Linked DNA regions of Homo sapiens: all the other regions are linked to region 1. Evidence: chromatin contacts called from ENCODE Hi-C or POLR2A ChIA-PET data. All regions are on one chromosome and are shown on one strand. Each heading gives the region's core, a stretch centred on a gene start or an enhancer-like site at or near the end of the contact. The rest is flanking DNA. Distances are from core to core; before and after follow the strand shown. Region 1 overlaps KLF12 (KLF transcription factor 12). Region 2 has its middle 110 kb from the start of KLF5. Region 3 overlaps PIBF1 (progesterone immunomodulatory binding factor 1). Region 4 holds the start of LINC00402 (long intergenic non-protein coding RNA 402). Region 5 has its middle 32 kb from the start of KLF5. Region 6 overlaps PIBF1 (progesterone immunomodulatory binding factor 1).

The links. A loop is a pair of places that touch in the nucleus more often than their neighbours do. ChIA-PET counts read pairs that join two places held with the same protein, here RNA polymerase II (POLR2A). Pooled maps may share reads with other maps.
Region 2: POLR2A ChIA-PET joins it to region 1 with 15 read pairs in BJ. The contact joins two enhancer-like sites. A Hi-C loop is called at or near these places in 1 of 168 maps with a recorded cell type or tissue (mammary epithelial cell) and 3 of 50 pooled maps. POLR2A ChIA-PET finds 5 or more read pairs at or near these places in 2 of 52 experiments (BJ and WTC11).
Region 3: a map with no recorded cell type shows a loop between it and region 1 (2.8-fold over the local background). The contact joins two enhancer-like sites. A Hi-C loop is called at or near these places in 1 of 37 single-sample maps with no recorded cell type and 1 of 50 pooled maps. POLR2A ChIA-PET finds 5 or more read pairs at or near these places in 3 of 52 experiments (BJ, WTC11 and endothelial cell of umbilical vein).
Region 4: a loop to region 1 is called in a pooled map, with 2.7 times the contacts of the local background. The contact joins the promoter of LINC00402 here to the enhancer-like site in region 1. A Hi-C loop is called at or near these places in 8 of 50 pooled maps. POLR2A ChIA-PET finds 5 or more read pairs at or near these places in 3 of 52 experiments (activated CD4-positive, alpha-beta T cell, activated naive CD4-positive, alpha-beta T cell and naive thymus-derived CD4-positive, alpha-beta T cell).
Region 5: a loop to region 1 is called in a map of right cardiac atrium, with 5 times the contacts of the local background. The contact joins two enhancer-like sites. A Hi-C loop is called at or near these places in 3 of 168 maps with a recorded cell type or tissue (PC-3, mammary epithelial cell and right cardiac atrium) and 2 of 50 pooled maps. POLR2A ChIA-PET finds 5 or more read pairs at or near these places in 2 of 52 experiments (MCF 10A and activated CD4-positive, alpha-beta T cell).
Region 6: a map of CD4-positive, alpha-beta T cell shows a loop between it and region 1 (3-fold over the local background). The contact joins two enhancer-like sites. A Hi-C loop is called at or near these places in 2 of 168 maps with a recorded cell type or tissue (CD4-positive, alpha-beta T cell and naive thymus-derived CD4-positive, alpha-beta T cell), 1 of 37 single-sample maps with no recorded cell type and 5 of 50 pooled maps. POLR2A ChIA-PET finds 5 or more read pairs at or near these places in 1 of 52 experiments (WTC11).

Annotation. Positions count from the first base shown.
Region 1 is chr13:73,700,803-73,704,101 of GRCh38, forward strand. The region is part of intron 7 of KLF12 (KLF transcription factor 12); the gene reads right to left. Among named protein-coding and RNA genes, the nearest start is that of LINC00393, 41 kb to the left of the region's middle. Within about 2 kb of position 1,674, at least 5 of the 41 ENCODE cell types and tissues checked have a DNase peak (open chromatin) inside an H3K27ac peak, as active enhancers do; they include mammary epithelial cell, where a contact is called at or near this core.
Region 2 is chr13:73,169,591-73,172,761 of GRCh38, forward strand. No RefSeq gene overlaps it. Among named protein-coding and RNA genes, the nearest start is that of KLF5, 110 kb to the left of the region's middle. RefSeq lists an enhancer at 257-828. Within about 2 kb of position 1,866, at least 4 of the 41 ENCODE cell types and tissues checked have a DNase peak (open chromatin) inside an H3K27ac peak, as active enhancers do.
Region 3 is chr13:72,998,870-73,002,121 of GRCh38, forward strand. PIBF1 (progesterone immunomodulatory binding factor 1) reads left to right here. Exons shown (of 18, transcript NM_006346.4): 17 at 1-126. Among named protein-coding and RNA genes, the nearest start is that of KLF5, 59 kb to the right of the region's middle. Within about 2 kb of position 1,347, at least 3 of the 41 ENCODE cell types and tissues checked have a DNase peak (open chromatin) inside an H3K27ac peak, as active enhancers do.
Region 4 is chr13:74,230,143-74,233,181 of GRCh38, forward strand. LINC00402 (long intergenic non-protein coding RNA 402) reads left to right here and starts at 1,302. Exons shown (of 2, transcript NR_144451.1): 1 at 1,302-1,610. It also overlaps a transcript of KLF12 not described here.
Region 5 is chr13:73,089,249-73,092,265 of GRCh38, forward strand. No RefSeq gene overlaps it. Among named protein-coding and RNA genes, the nearest start is that of KLF5, 32 kb to the left of the region's middle. RefSeq lists enhancers at 292-846, 611-1,810, 847-1,400, 1,223-1,517, 1,401-1,954. Within about 2 kb of position 1,368, at least 9 of the 41 ENCODE cell types and tissues checked have a DNase peak (open chromatin) inside an H3K27ac peak, as active enhancers do; they include mammary epithelial cell, where a contact is called at or near this core.
Region 6 is chr13:72,918,840-72,921,849 of GRCh38, forward strand. The region is part of intron 13 of PIBF1 (progesterone immunomodulatory binding factor 1); the gene reads left to right. Among named protein-coding and RNA genes, the nearest start is that of PIBF1, 140 kb to the left of the region's middle. Within about 2 kb of position 1,417, at least 4 of the 41 ENCODE cell types and tissues checked have a DNase peak (open chromatin) inside an H3K27ac peak, as active enhancers do.

The DNA of each region.
Region 1 (3,299 bases), core at 424-2,923:
ATGGATACCAAAAATTTGAGTAGCTACTGCATTGTGTTTTAACAGGACACTGTATCTTATGTTTGTGCTTTGAAGCAATTTAAAGCACACAATCTTATAAACACATTAAGACAGCAGAAACTAACTTCATGATGAGAGTAAAAAAACTAATTAGAAAGATAATTAAGTTTGTAAGATATCCAGTAGTATGTGTAAATGAGCCCTGAAAGGCTATCATAAAGAACAGAATTGTCTTTTTTGTCTTCTTTCCTTTAAAAACTTGCTAGAAAATAGAAAGCTAAATATAATTTTTAAGAAGTCAGCAGCAGGGACAGAATGGTGAATTTTCCATGAAAATGTTCCTATGAAAAGAGTTGGCTGGGACAATAAATGGAGTCAGACCCCTCCCAGGGCCTGGGCTGCTGCTGCACCTGGGCGACTCTGCATCAGGTTGAGCAGTGGTGATCAGAAACTTGATTTCTATTAATTTCTTTAGAAATAATGCATTTCCCCTAAACTCATTTGAATTAGAATTCTTCAAATTACTTGAATTCTGTAACACACATAAGAGGAATGTGCAAATGTGTTATTCAAAACTATTTTCTCTGGAAATAAGCTAAAAATAAAGACAGCCTACCTACCTTCTTTGCTTCTTTTGTCTAACTCACAAGTACACAGTCAACCTCTTTTGACAATAGTCTTTAAAAATGTGTTTTATGTTTTTCTGAATAATCTAAAGTTTTGACTTTACTTTGATTTGATAATCTTTGATTTTGGTTTCTTATATTAAATCTATGAAAGAGCAAACTTACAGAAAAAGGTATTGTGCATTTCTTTGCCAATAAATCTTAATAAGTTTTTTTTGTTTTTAAGTTGAGACATTACATTTTTGATGTAAAGAGAAAAATCAAAGGACACTAGTTGGGTAACGGGTGGCTAGCTGGGTGATACCATGCCAGTGCTTGGTGTATAGCTTATTAACTTCTAGGTCTTCAATTCTGAAGGGATGGTCTCTATGTCCCATGATAAATCCTTAGGCCACTTCCAGGTTTTGTATTTAAAAAAAAAGAATATGACCATTTTCACCACAACCTGTGCTTCTCCAGTTCTGTGAAAAACCTGGACTAAACTAGGAAAACTTCTGAAAAAGAAACGTGTTAACCAACACTAATAAGAAGAGCATCTGTTTTTTAAAGTGAAATAGTCCTCTAAATGTTAAAAAAGACGACATACCACACACACACACAAAAAAAGGGTGGGGGAGGTGTGGTTGTTATTGTTCATCCTGAAAACTCTGTAACTCCATTTCGGAGTTCATGTTAAATACAACTTTCTATGTATATGCAGCATATAAAAATGTAGGTATTATTTAAATAGACTAAGTGTTCTGGGAAAACAAAAACTCACATCAGGGTTTTGTTTTGTTTTTTCTTGAAATAACCAACTGATGGATTATGAAAACGGCTGTCTCTTTCAATTTTGGTTAAAGAAAAGGATTAAGAGTCACTAAGTGCATTTCCATGACATTTACCCAGCAGAAGGCAGAATAAAGTCTAAAGAAAACACCAGGTATTGAATGGATTCCCAAAACCCACCAAACAAAAATAACTTTTTCAGGTACCTCCCATTTCGCCATCTGAAATGCTGAAAGGTACATGTGTACTGAGACAAAAGACAGGTGCCCTTTCATATTAAAATGACGTGTGAGCAACGCACATAAGAGGAATGTGCAGTTTGAAAAAGCCTGTGTTAAACAAAACATCCATGTTCTCATCAGCTTCTCTATTATTTTCTCAAGCAACTGAAAAGGAACACCTTTTGCAACAGGAAGCACAGGCATTTTCTTAGGTTCAGAAGTGCATTTCTGAAACGTGTCCCTGTTTAACTTTTATAAAGTTACGGGGCCCCAGACACTGACAAATGAGCTTCATTACATTCAAGGCTCAACGTATTTGCTGTGACAATCTGTTTCACTTGAGGAATGGTATTTGCATATGAGGAAAAAAACAAGAATCAAGATTCCTATCTTGTCTTCTGGTTTCTGTTACATTAGTTCATGAAAGTTCACAGAATCTAGATCTGGAAGGAAATTAGGTACCTTCAAGATGAGGAAACTGAAACCTAGAGGCGGGGAAAGAGCTGAGATTACAAGGCCCCTGACTTGTCTGCAGACAGACCAGGCGGCTATACCTCTTCATAGTTTACGGCAGCATACAATACCACAGGTTTTGAAATCTGAAAGAGCACACAGCCATATACAGGCTTAGTCACCTATATGAGATTGATCCAAGGCCAAAAAGTTAAGCTTTCTGAAAGCTTCCCAGTTTGAAAGTTTCCCAGTTTCCTCATCTGTAAAACAGGAATGCCATTTACTCCTGCAGCACTGTTGGGAAACTCAAAAATACACACACTACATACCTGGCAAATAATACCCACTCAATAAAGGATATTTTATATTTACAAAATTCAGGGTATTTCTGTTTTTATAAAGAAATAAAAATAATATAAAGTTAAAAATGGATCCTGTTTGCTATTTTTTCAGCAATTAATTATAGTTTTGGGGTAAGCAGATGCCAATCCTGATGCGATTTTCTTAACATTTTAAAGTATAAAGGTACTTTATAGGCCAAGCAGACCAATCTATTCCATAATGTCCATTTGGTCCTGTCAATTCAATCAAATAAGTAATCAATATGCCAGTCTCCATCCTACTGAATTGCCTGGACTGAATTAATTGGCTATCTTTTTCATTAGGTATTATGAAGACCAAGTGGGTTCCTTCTTTCCTCCTCTAAATAATACTGCATATTCTCTAATAAGTATTGTTGATAAAAATTATATTTGCTAAAGCATATAGTACTTTCCATGTACCATACTTTGCTCTAAGAGCTTTATGGATATTACCTCATTTAATTTTGATAACTTCCTAAAGAAGTCGTTGCAATAACTAACCCCACTTCACCCAGTGTCGTCACCCAGTTAGCATGTGTCTCAATTGCCACTCACCCTGCCTCTCAACATTTTAAATTAGTGCTGTCATAAACCAGGATATCTGGTCAGAACTGGGCACGGAGACTGCAAATGTGAGCTACTACTCACAGGACAGACAATAGTGTTAACAAACACAGGCTAGCCCTTCTCACCCAGAAATCCGATATAAGTGAACTAAAATATCCCATAATAAAAGTGAACTTTAGTGTAAGTAAAAAGTTCAAGGTCAAAAGACAATATTTTATTTGGCTGTTCTGAGTTTTCATTTCTACGTAGTGACCTTTCTTTTCCTATGTGACTGGTTACTTTTTCCTTGGTTTCTTTTGCAG
Region 2 (3,171 bases), core at 616-3,115, 530 kb before region 1:
AGGTTTTCCCAGTTTTTACTGTCTTCCTAGCTCTGGGTCTCACAAATCTAATGGCTCTCAAGCTTTTCAAAGTGATTCTTTTCAGATTTTCTTCTTTCATCCTTGAGTCTCTATTAGAACTGTCCTCTGACTCCATTTGACTGATAACTTTTGATAAACTGACTGGAGCCTCCGTATTGGCTTGCTACAGATTTGCTATAAGAAAAGGTAACTCGCTTTCATAAGGCCAATATCAGCATCCACTAATGCAAGGCGTTTTTCCTCTAATGTGATTACATAAGAATTAATGATGGGTAAACACCAATGTGAAGAGATTTAATTTGGATAAACATTATGAAGCTTGTCTGCTTAATCAGGGTTTATCTCATCTTTTCTGTTTTTTTTCTTTCTTTTCTTTGTGCTGCAAATTTTCCAAGAACAGGGACCAGTGTACTATTCTGCCTACTTCCTTGAACAGGGCAGACAGGAACATTGTGAGACCCAGCATTCTTGTGATACTTTAATAACTTCCACTTCCGGGGAAACAAAAGAGGATACAGATGCATGCAAATGCAAAACCGAGCAAGATACCAGCTGAGCTGACTTAACACCCTCCCTCCCACCTCCTAGCCATGAAGGTGCTAGTGGGGAGAAGCAGTTCTTTGGAGGAGTTGAGGTATTTCTCCTCTCAATCTTGGGTTGCTCTTGACTAGCATGTAGCAGAGGACCTGTGACAGCTTTTTGCTTTGAGAGCTTTTACCCAGAGGATAGCCTTATTTACCACCCCTTCCCCTCAACTCACAGGCTTTTCTTTCTTTCTTTTTTTTTTTTTAGACAGAGTCTTGCTCTGTCGCCCAGGCTGGAGTGTAGTGGCATGATCCCGGTTCACTGCAACCTTCGCCTCCCAGGTTCAAGTGATTCTCCTGCCTCAGCCTCCCGAGTAGCTGGGACTATAGGTGCGTGCCACCACGCCTGGCAAATTTTTGTATTTTTAGTAGAGACGGGGTTTTACCATGTCGGCCAGGCTGGTCTCAAACTCCTGACCTCAGGTCATCCACCCACCTTGGCCTCCCAAAGTGCTGGGATTACAGGTGAGAGCCACCGCACTGGGCCTCACAGGCCTTTCTGAATCCAGTTTTTATTTCCTGAAATGCATACGGGTCAAAAATAATCCATATCAAATGCATATTAATTTATAGGTATCTTTTTCAAGGAGGATGATTAGCAAGGAAATAATCATCGTTTCCACTCTCCCAATGTGATTATTTGTTTCTATGACAGAATCTAATTTCTCACATCTCTCCTTGTTTACTGATTGACAATCTATAGTCCTAGACTTCATTTCTGCATTTTACGTTTCTGCACCTGTGAAAAGGGCTTGAAGGCGAAAGATGAGCATCTTTAGAGACAATGGGCTTGGGGGAAAGAAAATGGCTTGGTACAGGTTGTTATTTTTTGTTCGCTAACTGGAGTGAATGCTTTTTAAACAGTATCTTCCCCATTGGGACAATTGGAAGAACAGTGACATTCATTTTATAGTTTTTGCTTGTTGGGTACTTATTCCTTTCGAAAAGAAAGGAAATTCCATACTCCAGGAGTCCATCTGTTGTTACATTTCATGAGAAATAAATGCACTGGAAAATATAGCTAAACACACTTGGTTCACATTTTCTCCACCTTTGAACTGATACCAGTCATAAAACTCCATCTTGTATAGACAATCTGTTAAAATAAGTTACTAAGAAACCCAAACAGGTATAAAGGTCGCTCTCAGTGTGAATGGTTTTTTTTTTTTTTTTTTTTTTTTTTGCAGTGGTTATGACCAACCCAAAACTCACTCTGAGTTGGCTTTTATAGTCGATATTTTAAACTGTAAACCATGTTATATGACTGTAGAGCCGCACCCAGTAAAGTCAATTTTCCTGTTTTGGAACTCTCGTGCGATGCAGCACATAATCCCTGTTCATTTGTCATGTTCTCACCTTGTTCAGGGCCTCAGAGTTTATGAGCAGGTTACTCCACTGCATTTTAAACATGTCATCTCTCCCAAGGTGTCTTTTAAGAAATACTTATGCAATCAAAAGGAAGCCAAATATGTCCTTAGTATAAGAGACAGAGGATGTTGTTAATGAACTGGAAGGAATTCTACTTCTGGAAAGTCTGAGGAAAAGTTATCAAATTATAGGAATGGCATCTAGATTTGAGGGCAAAAACAGGTACATTAAAGGGCAGAGACTGCTCTTTTCTCTCTCTACCATTTTCTAAGCATCTATTATTTACCAGGCATTTTGTGAAGCATTTCACTTACATGTTCTCGTTGAATACTTGGTGAGTCTCTGTGAAATATCAAGAAAATGGCTTAAGAAAGGTGAATGGCTTGCTCAAGTTCACACAGCGAGGAATTTGCTGACAGAATTCCAGAGTGTGGTTTAGCCCCAACACGGCCTTCATCCCGGGCCACCTACTGGATGGAGACCTCCTTGCCGTGGCTTCCTACATCCCTGCTCCCATGACTTTACTGTTGCAAGGGTAGAAGAACAGATGTATCTTTTTGGATTTGGCCTGACTTTTCAAAGATAAGATAAAGAAGAGCTGGTAATAAGGCTGAGAATTGACACGTTCTTGGTTGGCTCAGCTGAACTGAAGAGCTTCTGTTCTCATCTGGATAGACAGGAAATAATGTGTGACATACAGACAGCTTGTTTTTCTCTAAATTTGAGCAATGGTGAGTCATTACTTTTATTAAAGTTAGAGATGATCCTTTCTTTTTCTGTGCAGGAAAATCTATTGTTTTTCACACAACCCACTCCTACTTTTAAATAAATCAGTTAAATTGCCTATATTTTAAATAAAACTTTTTCAAACTCCTTTACCTACCAGCCTAGAGGCAGGAATATTTCTTTTCTCTTTCAGCCTTGCCTAAGGAAAAATGCTTCTTTTTTTTTTTTTTTTTTTTTTGAGACAGAGTTTCACTCTGTATCCCAGGCTGGAGTGCAGTGGAACGATCTTGGCTCACTGCAACCTCTGCCTCCCGGGTTCAAGCGGTTCTCCTGCCTTAGACTTCGGAGTAGCTAAGATTACAAGTGTGCACCACAGGTTTCACCATGTTGGCCAGGCTGGTCTTGAACTCCTGACCGCAAGTGATCCACCCGCCTCAGCCTCCCGAAGTGCTGGGATTACAGGCATGAGCCA
Region 3 (3,252 bases), core at 97-2,596, 700 kb before region 1:
TCTGAGAACAGCTTACTTCTCACTAAAACAGAACCAAAACATGTGACAGAAAATCAGAAATCAAAGACTTTGAATGTGCCTAAAGAGCATGAAGACAATATATTTACACCTAAACCAACACTCTTTGTAAGTACAATTTTTAAAACTCATAATTTTAATATTCCTGATTCTTACTAAATGTATTTTAGTTAATTTTTTCCTTTTACATTTATGAAATGAGTAGATTCCACAAATATGTTTCATGAAAAGACCTTGAAGGATTTGCATTAATCCATTTTCTAAATGTGTATATTACCTATCTTATAGATGATAGTATATTTTACTGTAATTCCTCATAAAGTGTGAAATCAATTAACATAAACTGAAATGCATTGTTAGCTAAAAATATATGTGCACAGAAATTAAAGAAAAAGAAATAAGAAAAATTTGGATTAAAAGGTAAAATACCAAAAATATGTACAGTTATTATGTGCCAATTTTTAAAAATAGAGAAAATAAATTAGGAAATATTGAAAACTATATATTTTAACAAATAATAAGAATCAAGATTAAAAGGCAAGAGAATTAAAATAGGAGTAACATTATTAAATATTCCATTTTACTTCAAATGGTTTCTCAATCATGCTTTCATTTCTCAGGAGAAACATGATTTTTATCTGCTAAACATAGAGACTCAAAACCAGAAAGATTTTCTCTGATATTCTGATTCAGTGAGTCCCCAGAATCTTAATTTTTTTAACTCCCAAGTTGAATATAATAGTCAAATATGAGAACTTCTGATCTCAGTCATTTTATTATACATGCAGATAATGCTACTGAAGATTAATAGGATGAAAGAGATTTTTTAGTGATTATATAATTCAACCTCCCTTTTTAAAAAAATGAAAGTTGCAGTTTAGATCAAATAAGAGACAATTGGGCAGACATGGTGGCTCACACCTCTAATCCCAGCACTTTGGGAGGCCAAAGTGGGAGGATCACCTGAGGTCAGGAGTTCAAGACCAGGCTGGCCAACATGGTGAAACCCTATCCCTACTAAAAATACAAAAATTACCCGGGTGTGGTGGCACACGCCTGTAGTCCCAGCTACTTGGGAGACAGGCAGGAGAATTGTCGGTGCGATGGCACCACTGCATTCACCACCTTGGCGAGAGAGTGAAACTCTGCCTCAAAAAATAAAATAAAATAAAATAAGGGACAATTATTTTAAGGATACGTGTGGCAGTAATGTAGACTAAGCTGACAGGCGGGAGAAAACAGGATGGCTCAGTTGACTAGCCTGGACACAAGGCGGCTGAGTCCATGCATCTTTTCCTCTGTAGTACATCAGCTTCTCTTTGTTTCTCCTCTAGTTTCTGCTTACTCATGTTTTCCACTTCCTCATTAACTTGCTCACAGCCCTTTGTCTTGAAACAGGTTTCTGTACATCCTTTCTGCATCTACTCTCTTATAATGTAGTTCTCCCTGTATTTTCCAAGACTAACAATCTAATTGGCATAGCTAATTCTTGTTGGGTGATACCCCTTTTTGGCAAGACTTCCTAAGCTTATTACCCAGCCTACAGAATGGCTGCCCTTAATGGTGAGCAGGAGTCACACAGTTCCAAATACAGCTGCCGAGGACTGTTTATTAAGGGCTATGGCTAGGCAGGTTTTGCTCAGAGAGTGGGCAGAGATTGTGGCAGACACTATGCTGTGTCTATTATAATCTATAGGAAGAAAGCAGATTGAATACATACACATTAATGGGAAATAGGGTCAGATGAAAACCACAAGATACAGCTGAATACTTAAAGCCTGTCAGCACTCTCTGATCTGCCTTTCTGATCCTACTCTGCTCCAGGCAGTGGCACTATTCCTTCTGACCCTGACCTTCTGCATTTCTAGCTTTAGCTTGGTAACCTGATTGTGATTTTCTGGAATACCGGCTATAATCAATCAGTACATGAGTAACAATAAGATTTCCCCAGTACCTCCAGATAAGGTTATGCAGTGATGATAAAATTAAGAAGATTCAATATTAGTTGGGTAGTTCTTCCTTCCTTATTTTTGCTTATCTGGATTTTCTATTTTATTCTACAATAAAATTCTTTTTAAATAATAATAAGGGAAATTTTTTTCAAAAGAGGTACAAGCTCAGCTATGTCCTAATGAAAACTGAGAGGTAATACTACAAACAAGTCAAATCAAAGACTGTAAGCTAATGCAGAATTAGTAAGGTGAACCGACTAGATAACCTGGGGCAAATCATTAAATGTTCTCAATGTGTTCTTATCTATAAAATTAAGTGGGAGGTTATAATGAAATGAGTTCTGGACTCCTTTTATTCTAGCATGCTATGATTCTCTTCAGGCATCATAATTTTTAGTTATTCTTTTGAATATTTTCAATTTTCCATAAGAATACTTTTTTATATTTTCTCTGAACTTGTTGATAAGGAATTTACCACGCTAATATTTGAAGTAAGAGCTAATCATTTTATAATCTCATGGTTTTATACCTAAAATGAAAACATTTCTAAATCCAGATCCTTTGGCTGAAAGTATTTGCTATAGGTATTTTCCCCTGATAGTAAATTCAGTGATGGATGGGTGGATGGATGAGCGTTTCCATATGCATTGACAATATGAGGCGAGCCACACAAAACTACTGTTAACTGGGTAATGGAGTGGGAGCAGTGCTGTGACGCAGAGGAGGAGAAATAAGAGCTTGACTTTTTTTTTTTTTTTTTTGACACTTAGGTCTTCTTCTGAAGACTTTTTTTTTTTTTGGAGATGGAGTCTCTCACTCTGTCGCCCAGGCTGGAGTGCAGTGGCGTGATCTCAGCTTACTGCAACCTCTGCCTCCCAGGTTCAAGTGATTCTCCTGCCTCATCCTCCTGAGTAGCTGGGATTACAGGCATGTGCCACAACGCCCAGCTGATTTTTGTATTTTCAGTAGAGGCAAGGTTTCACCATGTTGGTCAGGCTGGTCTCAAACTCCTGACCTCGTGATCTGCCCACCTCGGCTTCCCAAAGTGTTGGGATTACAGGCGTGAGCCACAGCACCTGACAAGACTTTTTTTAATGTGCTTTTTTATATGTATACAAATGTTTTACAGTGTACAAGTGATATTTACATCTGAAGGCAACCTCAAAATTCCCTTTTTTAGAAAAGCTCTGGCCTTTGAAATGACATATGTGACAGAGTCATTGTTCAGGCACTTAGTGTACCAACAAAAACTAATTGAACCACAGAATGTAAGTGCCTTAAG
Region 4 (3,039 bases), core at 52-2,551, 530 kb after region 1:
ATTGAATCATGGGGGCAGTTCCCCTGATGCTATTCTTGTGATAGTAAGTTCTCACGAGATCATATGGTTTTATAAGGAGCTTCCCCCTTCACTTGACTTTCATTCTTCTCCTTCCTGCTGCCACGTGAAGAAGGACATGATTGTAAGTTTCCTGAGGCCTCCCCAGCCCTGCAGAACTGTGAGTCAGTTAAACCTCTTTCCTTTACAAACTACCCAGTCTTGGGCAGTTCTTTATAGCAGCGTGAGAATGGACTAATACACGTATCTTTAAGTTTTCTGTGGTGAAGATTAAGCATGGCAGACACAGAGTATGTACCCAATAAATAATAGGTATAATTGTGCTCATCCACACTCTCATCAATTACCTGGCAAAAATTCTATTCAAGGGCTAGGACTCTGCTACTCCACTCCAATCCTCTTCAGTTCCACTATGTTTACCTCAGTTCCCCAACCAAATGGGTAACAGCTGGTTTTGCATGAAAGTGAGCAACTATGGAGGCAGAGGATTGTCTCCTCACGTACTCGGGATGAATTCTACCCCGAGGCACCACACCCTTGTTGGGCCAACTGCACAGAATTCTGTGCATGCACGACTATCAAGTGTTTATCTATTGCCCCAGAAGCAAGCTTCTCTAAACCTGGTGCTTGTTTCTCTCCTATGCTTCCATCTCCTGTTGACCTCCCTTCCAATTCTTTCCAATGTGCCTCATGGAATTTTCATTCTGTTATGAGTAACCCTCTGTTGATCTCCTAGTTTTCATTAAACGTTGTCTGTGCTTCAAGAACACTGAATATCTTTTTGCTGTGTTAAATCCAAAGCTTAGTCATTGGTCCTCATCTTAGTTGAATCCTCAGTACTTTCGCTACTACCACCCTTGTACAAGCTGCTACCTTTTTTTTTTTTTTGCCTGAAATGATACAGTAGTGTATAAACCAAGTATCTCTGCTTGCATCGTCATCTGCCTGTCATGTATGCTCAATGTAGTAACCACAGTGATCCTTATAAAAGTAAAGTCAGGTAAATGTCACTCCTTGGCTACTTCAGGTCAGGGACCATGTCATTTTTTTTTTTCCCTCTGTATCTCCAGGGCTTATCGCTGAAACTTAGCAGGCACTCAGTAAATATTTTGCTAAGCAGTTAAAACTAAGAGAAGAAAGAGGAGGGAGAAATATGGTAATCACTTACCACATCCTCTTTTAACCTCTTGAATATCTTACCAATGTCTTCTTTTGTTCTTACTTTCACATCATTTGATTTGATAAAACAAAACTATTATCTAGAGAGGTAAGGCAGACTTGTGAACTGGACCCGTAGAAGTTAAGTGATGTCCCTGTTTGCAGTGTCAATGAGATTGAGGGCTTGGGCTTGAACCCAACCTTCTCCCTCCAAATAGCCTGCTCTTTCTGTTATGTCATGTTTCATATACAAGTTTGGGAGCCTCCAGCCCTGACTATCCCAACATATACAACATAATGTATATGTTGTCTTTGGAAATATCTTCTGTGAAGGCCAAGCATTTAATATTACAGGAAACCTTGAAGTGGATATGGAAGCTTGGCAGCCAGCTTGGATCTTCCTAAGAGCCTCTTTCCTTCATACCATCTTCAGAGTACGTATCATTCAATAGAGACTCTCTTGCACAGGAATTATTATTATATGCTTGCAAATAGTCTCAACCAAAATCTTTAACCTGGAAATGAAGATGGGCTACTGTCTAGGAAGCCTCTGATTTTGTTATTGGTTTTTATTATCATGTTAGGTTTGTATATTAAGGAGAAAAATTGGCAGAGAGCATCTAACCTATTAAAATTAGATATTCAAAGAAATTTAGTTTTGGGGGGTCTGAATTGATAATATAACATATGGAAGTTAAAATTCTAGAAGCTATGTTTACTATATGATTTCATGGTGTAACAAGATCTGGGAGTAACATAAACTAATCTACCTTCCCTTGTAAACAATCATCTTCCTTCCAAGTCTTGCTGGCAGAGGAAGAGGTTGTGGGACAGTGTGGGAAGAAGGAGGGAGTCAGAGTTAATTTCATTATGTGCTTCCTAAAGAATGGGTTATTCAACAAAAACACTAGTAACAACAGCAACAATGAAACTCCACCTCTCTGAAGTGTATAGAAGATTAATATGATATTTAAGTACATTTTAAATAGATTTTCTATTTCCAAATTGATAACTGTGGTCATGTAAACTTTCATGATCCTTTGCGGCTGACTCTCTTGTATGTCCATTTGGCAGTCTCAGTTTCTGCTACATTAATTTGACCTTGATAATTTATTCATTCATATATGTTTGTATTATTTCTTGAACCAGATTACTATAAGAAACTGTCTTGTTCTTGTCATATCTTTTTCCATGCTCTCACACCTCTAAATAATTATCTAAACCTAAAAAAGGATAAGTACTTTTTAGAAATTTACTTTACATTCAAAGTAGAGTGTCTTATCTAGGTTTGACAGTTTTTACACTCTGAAAATTGAAACTATATCAACAAAAGTAATTTTATACACTGTCCCAAGCTTTTAAGAAAGTGATAAATATACACTGTATATGACATTGAAGTACATTTTGAATAGCTTTTCTATTTCTATCTTGATAATTATGTGGTCCCACGTAGGTCAACAACAACAAAAAAGTGTTGGGCCATCCCATGTAGGTTGACAACAACAAAAAAGTGATAGGTATACAGTGATCTTTATACCTATCAAATTTTGTTGATCTTATTTATTTATTATTATTATTATTTTCTGAGACAGAGTCTTGCTCTGTCGCCCAGGCTGGAGTGCAGTGGCGTGATCTCAGCTCACTGCAACCTCCGCCTCCTGGGTTCAAGTGATTCTCTTGCCTCAGCCTCCCGAGTAGCTGGGACTACAGGCGCGTTCCACCATGCCTGGCTAATTTTTTGTATTTTGTAGAGACAGGATTTCACCATGTTAGCCAGGATGGTCTTGATCTCCTGAACTTGTGATCTGCCTACCTTGGCCTCCCAAAGTGTTGGGATTACAAGCGTGAGCCACCGCGCCTGGC
Region 5 (3,017 bases), core at 118-2,617, 610 kb before region 1:
CTAGCCCAGGCTGGTCTCAAACTCCTTGGCTCAAGCAATCCTCCCACCTTGCCCTTCCAAAGTGCTGAGATTACAAGGCATGAGCCGTGGTGCCTGGCCACTGTACCTCTATAATTACTTTGAGAGGTGTAGCCATCATAGCATGGCTATAGACACCATTAATCAAAGATGACACAATAATGACACAATAAACAGTGACCAAGAGAAGAACTGTCGTAATAAACAGCAAGGGGCTGTTTTGGGGGAAAGTGGTAGTCAAATGAATTTGGGGTCACTAGTCAGGTGACTAGATGTAATCTTGTAAGGTTGGTGGTCACAGGGTGCTGAAACGCAGGCAGTTTTTCCTGACATAACTAACATACGATTTGCCAGGGTACTGTGTCAGGCCCTTGAGCCCTTTAACACACATGACTTCCCTTACTATAATCCTATAATTCACTTCTTACTGTAGCAAATTTATAGATGAGAACAATAACGCCCAGGAAGGTTAAGGAACTCATTTTCCTCATGGAAACACAGCCAGTAAGAGACAGAGCAGGCTGTTCTGATTTGAACTCATTGACTCTTTTTTTGTTTTTTGAGTCGGAGTCTCATTCTGTCACCCAGGCTGGAGTGCAGTGGCACCATCGCAGCTCACTGCAGCCTCTGCCCCCCTGGTTCAAGCGATTCTCCTCCCTCAGCCTCCCGAGTAGCTGGGACTACAGGTGTGCGCCACCATGCCCAGCTAACTTTTGTATTTTTAGTAGAGATGGGGTTTCACCATGTTGGCCAGGCTGGTCTTGAACTCCCGACTTCAGGTGATCTGCCCACCTCAGCCTCCCAAAGTGTTGGGATAACAGGCGTGAGCCACCAAGCCCGGCCCTCATTGACTCTTTCTACAGTAGCATACCTGTTTCAAGAGGCATGCTCTATATAGGGAAGCCCATCAGAATCCGGGAATTAAGGAAACAAGACATGAAGGGAACTCTCAGCTCATCTAGAGGGCTCCCCAGGCTCCCTTTAGGGCGGGAGTCTGTTCCAAGGTGCAGCCAGCCTGAGCCTGCCAAGAGTAGCAGGTGAGCCCTGTTAAGACCATGGTAAGTGGATTCACCTGCCCAGAGAGAGATGCGCCGATCTTGACTGTCTCTTGAGGGATAGTGGAGGATCAGAGCTGCCAAGATAAAACCCTGGAGCTTGGGAGGATTTCAAGCAAGTGCTTTGTCCACTCGAAAAAGCCTTCATCCAAGCCAAATAAGACAAGTGACTGTGAGAAGGTAATAAGTACATTTCTGGTGATTATACCTACAGAGAGGCAGGAATAAAGGGAGAGAACAATGCTTCCAGGCCTTTGATCTTTACCTGCCACAGGCCTCTCCTCCCCTTCTAGCCGACTTCCTGAGGCAGGAAATGGTGACATCACCCTGCGTTTGTCAGCACTCTCCTGTTCTGAGTCATCAGGATTGCTGGCATAGTGATCCATAAGATTTCCAAGTAGATTATTTACTCCCCTTTTAGGGGCTTGGTATTGCACCTTCCCTCAGTGTACTGTCAGACCTCTCTTCAGTTAGAGATTTCCTCCTTGGGATGTCATTCGGTGTCCTCATAGGTAGTATCTTCTAACTTTTATTAGCATTATCCTTTATTAACCAACTCTAAGTTGGGGGTGGGAGGTCATAAAAATACCCAGTTGAATGAATTACAGTTAATTTTAACCATTCCTCCATTGTTGGACATGAATCCAGTTTCCAGTTATTTGCTGTTACAGACAATGTCAAAGGAAACATCTTTTTCCACAATGTGTGCATGTGTTTTTTTTTTTTGAAATGGGCTTTCGTTCTGTCCCTCAGGCTGGAGTGCAGTGGTGTGATCATGGTTCACTGCAGCCTCAAAATCCTAGACTCAAGTGATCCTCCTACCTCAGCCTCCTGAGTAGCTAGGACTACAGGTGCACACCACAGTGCCTGACTAATTTTTGCATTTTTGTACAGACAGGGTTTTGCCATGTTGCCCAGGCTGGTCTTGAACTCCTGGGCTCAAGTGATCCACCCACCTCAGCCTCCCAAAGTGCTGGGATTATAGGTGTGAGCCACTGCAGCCTGGCCTGTGTTTGAGTATTTCTGTAGGATAGATCGCTAAATGAGGAACCAGGGATCAAGGTATTTAAACATTCATGTTTTTAAATTTATCATATTTAAAACCTTTTTTATGGGTTGAGCATGGTGACTCACACCTGTAATCCCAGCACTTTGAGAGGCCGAGGCAGATCCCTTCAGCCCAGGAGTTGGAGACCACCCTGGGCCACATGGCGAAACCCTGTCTCTACAAAAATACAGAAAGTAGCCAGGTGTGGTGACTTGGTGCCTGTAAATCCCAGCTACTGGGGAGGCTAAGGTGGGAGGATCACTTGAGCCCAGGAGGCAGAGGTTGCAGTGAGTTGAGATCACGACACTACACTCCAGCCTGGGTGACAGAATGAGACTCTGTCTCAAAAAACAAAACAACAACAAAAACCAAACCTCTTTATTATGGAAGTTTGCAACAAATATAAAAATAGAAAAGTATAATGAATACTCACCCTCTTTACCCAGCTTTTACAATGATCAACTCTCAGCCAACTTTAATCTACCTGTACTCTCAACTCTTCCCTGTCTTCCCTCCCCTAGATTATTTGAAAGCAAACCTCAGACACCATATAATTTCATTTGTAAATATTTTAGTATGTAGGCCAGGTGCAGTGGCTCACGCCTATAATCCCAGCACTTTGGGAGGCCAAGGAGGGCGGGTCATTTGAGGTCAGGAGTTCAAAACCAGCTTGGCCAACATGGTGAAACCCCATCTCTACTAAAAATACAAAAATAAGCCAGGAGTGGTGGTGGGCGCTTGTAATCCCAGCTTCTCAGGAGCTGAGGCAGGAGAATTGCTTGAACCCGGGAGGTGGAGGTTGCGGTGAGCAGATATCGTACCATTGCACTCCAACCAGGGTGACAGAGTGAGACTCCATCTCGGAAAAAAAAAAAAAAAAAGAAAAGAATATATAC
Region 6 (3,010 bases), core at 167-2,666, 780 kb before region 1:
ATTACAGGCATGTGCCACCATGCCTGGCTAATTTTTGTATTTTTAATAGCGACAGGGTTTCACTGTATTGGCCAGGCTGGTCTCAAACTCCTGACCTCAAGTGATCCACCCACCTCGGCCTCCCAAAGTGCTGGGATTACAGGCATGAGCTACCACGCCGTGCCAACTACATCTTATTCTTGTTTATTTTTCACTTTCTCTATCTAACTCAGTGCAGGATACCTAGTAAAATTGTTTCTTCATCAGAGCGTTTGAGAATTCAGAGTTGCTTTTTTTTATGTGAACTGATTTAGACATTTAGAGACATTGTACACTAAGAAAATGACTCAGAAAATAGAACATCTATATGGCTATCTAAAATGATGTATCCTCATTAATATAGTGGTGAATAAAAAAATAAAGTGATGTAGAATATAGAGCACTTTATAGAAAGCAAGAAAAGGATAGTTAGAACTTATGGCTCTTACCAGTTAAACTAAATATATGCCAAATTTTGATCAAGGCGAGCTGAATAGAAAGTATATATTTGTAGCTGGAATGTTTAATTCTGTCTGGTGAGGATTCAGATATTTCAGAATTATGTATTTTTAAAAAATCAGTCCCATTCCCATTTCCTCTAAAAGTCACAATGGGTAACCTAGGATATTTTGTAATTTTCAGCATATCTGTTTCTTAGTCCAATGTTGCCTAAGGAAGAATAGAACATAGTTTTGTGGGTAAGAGACTTATCAGTAGTAAATGATAGGTAAAATACTAAAACTTGAAATTTAAAGGGAAAGGTCATATTCTTTTCTCTATTTTGGCCTCTGAATCCTTCAAAAGAATCTTTGTTACAAGAAAAAATAGGGCTGGGTGCAGTGACTCACACCTGTATTCCCAACACTTTGAGAGGCCAATGCAGGCAAATTGCTTGAGTCCAGGAGTTTGAGAACAGCCTGGGCAACATGGCAAAACCCCATCTCTACAAAAAATACAAAAACTTAGCTGGGCATGGGGACATCTGCCTGTAGTCCCAGCTACCCTGCTCAGGAGGCTGAGGTGGGAGGATTACCTGAGCTCAAGAGGTCGAGGCAGCAGTGAACCGTGATTGTCCACTTACTCTTCAGCCTGGGTGACAGAGTAAGACTCTGTCTCCAAAAAAAGAAAAACAGAAAAGAAAGAATTCTGCTGTTAGAACTTTGCTTTTCTTAGCCCCAAATGCTGAGTTCTTCAGAATCACAAACAATTATTGCTGTTGCACATTACTATTTTTTTAAGAATTTTTAAAAATAGAGGTTGGTTTTTAATATTTAAAGTGAGGATTTAAGGAACCACAACTGATTCATACTCGAAATAATGTTAACTGTCCAAATATTCTAAAGATTCTATCACTGAGCTATCTATGTGCCTTGAACATGTGCCTAATGGGCATGCTATTAATATCTCCTGCCAGCTGGTGCCAGGCATTCTTCTCATGGTGAGCCAGAGGGTTATTTTGAGGAAGTGCTTCTCAGGTCATCTAAGCTGAATGACGGGAAAGTAAGGCTAGATATCCAAAGAGAACATTTATGCATTCCTTCATGCATTCAACAACTTTTATTGAGTGCTTACTGTATGCACAAAATTGATCAATGGCACTAAAGATCCCAGGTTAGGGTCTGATACATTTCTGAAGTTTGCAAAGTCCACATTTGAGTTCATAATGGATATTTGTAAAGAAAGCGGTGGCTTTGCGCTCTTTTTATGTTTATTTAAGATAAAAGCAGTATAACCTTTGAGAGAATTATATGTAATCCTTCACATTTGAAATTAAAGGATTGGAGCCAGACGCACTGGCATGTACCTGTAATCCCAGCTTCTGGGGAGCCTGAGGCAGAAGGATCACTTGAGACCAGCAGTTTGAAGCTGTAGTACACTATAATTGCACCTGTGACTAGTCACTGCACTCCAGTCTGGGCAACATAGAGAGACTCCCATCTCTCAAAAAAAGAAAAGAAAAAAAAAATCAGTGGAAACTTAAGGCGAATGATAAAACAACTCAGTCAAAACAGTAAATGAACTATATGCAAAATAAAGTTTTCATTGTACATCAGCCTATACCAAAATATATTAAAGTTTCAAAGGAACCTATTTTCCAACTACTACACAATAGATTCCATTCATATTAAATTTGATTTAAAATCTTATATGTTCAACAACCAGAATTAGATATTTTAGGGTAGCATTTAATTGGAAGGAGATTTCTGATTTGTTATAACAGTAATGTTTATTTTATTTTATTTTTATTTTTATTTTTTGGAGTTGGAGTCTCACTCACTCTGTCACCCAGGCTGGAGTGCAGTGGCATGATCTCGGCTCACTATAACCTCTGCCTCTCAGGTTCAAGCAATTCTCCTGCCTCAGCCTCCCAAGTAGCTGGGACTACAGGTGCATGCCACCACGCCTGGCTAATTGTTTGTATTTTAGTAGAGACAGGGTTTCACCATATTGTCCAGGCTGGTCTCGAGTGATCTCAAACTCCTAAGCTCAGGCAATCTGCCCACCACGGCCTCCCAAACTACAAGGATTACAGGCATGAGCCACCACACCAAGCCATGTTTATTTCATAAAATTGGAAAATTACTGGTAATCCTACCATCCAAAATAACCACTCGGAAATGTATACAGATATATATATATACTTTCTTATTTAAGATATTATTGCTTGTAATTTAATAGTTTAATTTATTGTCATAGAATTCCATTGTAAACATTTTCTTATGTCATTGGATATTCTTCAGAAAGGTCATTTTTAATGGTTATCCAAAACGTTAATTTTTAGTACTTCCATTTTTGAGTGCTATATTTTCATTACTTAATTGTATAGTTACTGAAAAATATCATTAGTTGCCTATTGCAACCCAGGCAATACCACAAAATTAAAATGAGAAAATGGATGTGAAGTTCCTGACATAGAGTAGATCTTTAGTAAGTGCTAGGTCGTTACACCTTGATGTGTTTGTTCTTAAAGTAAATTACATAGTTAATTTTA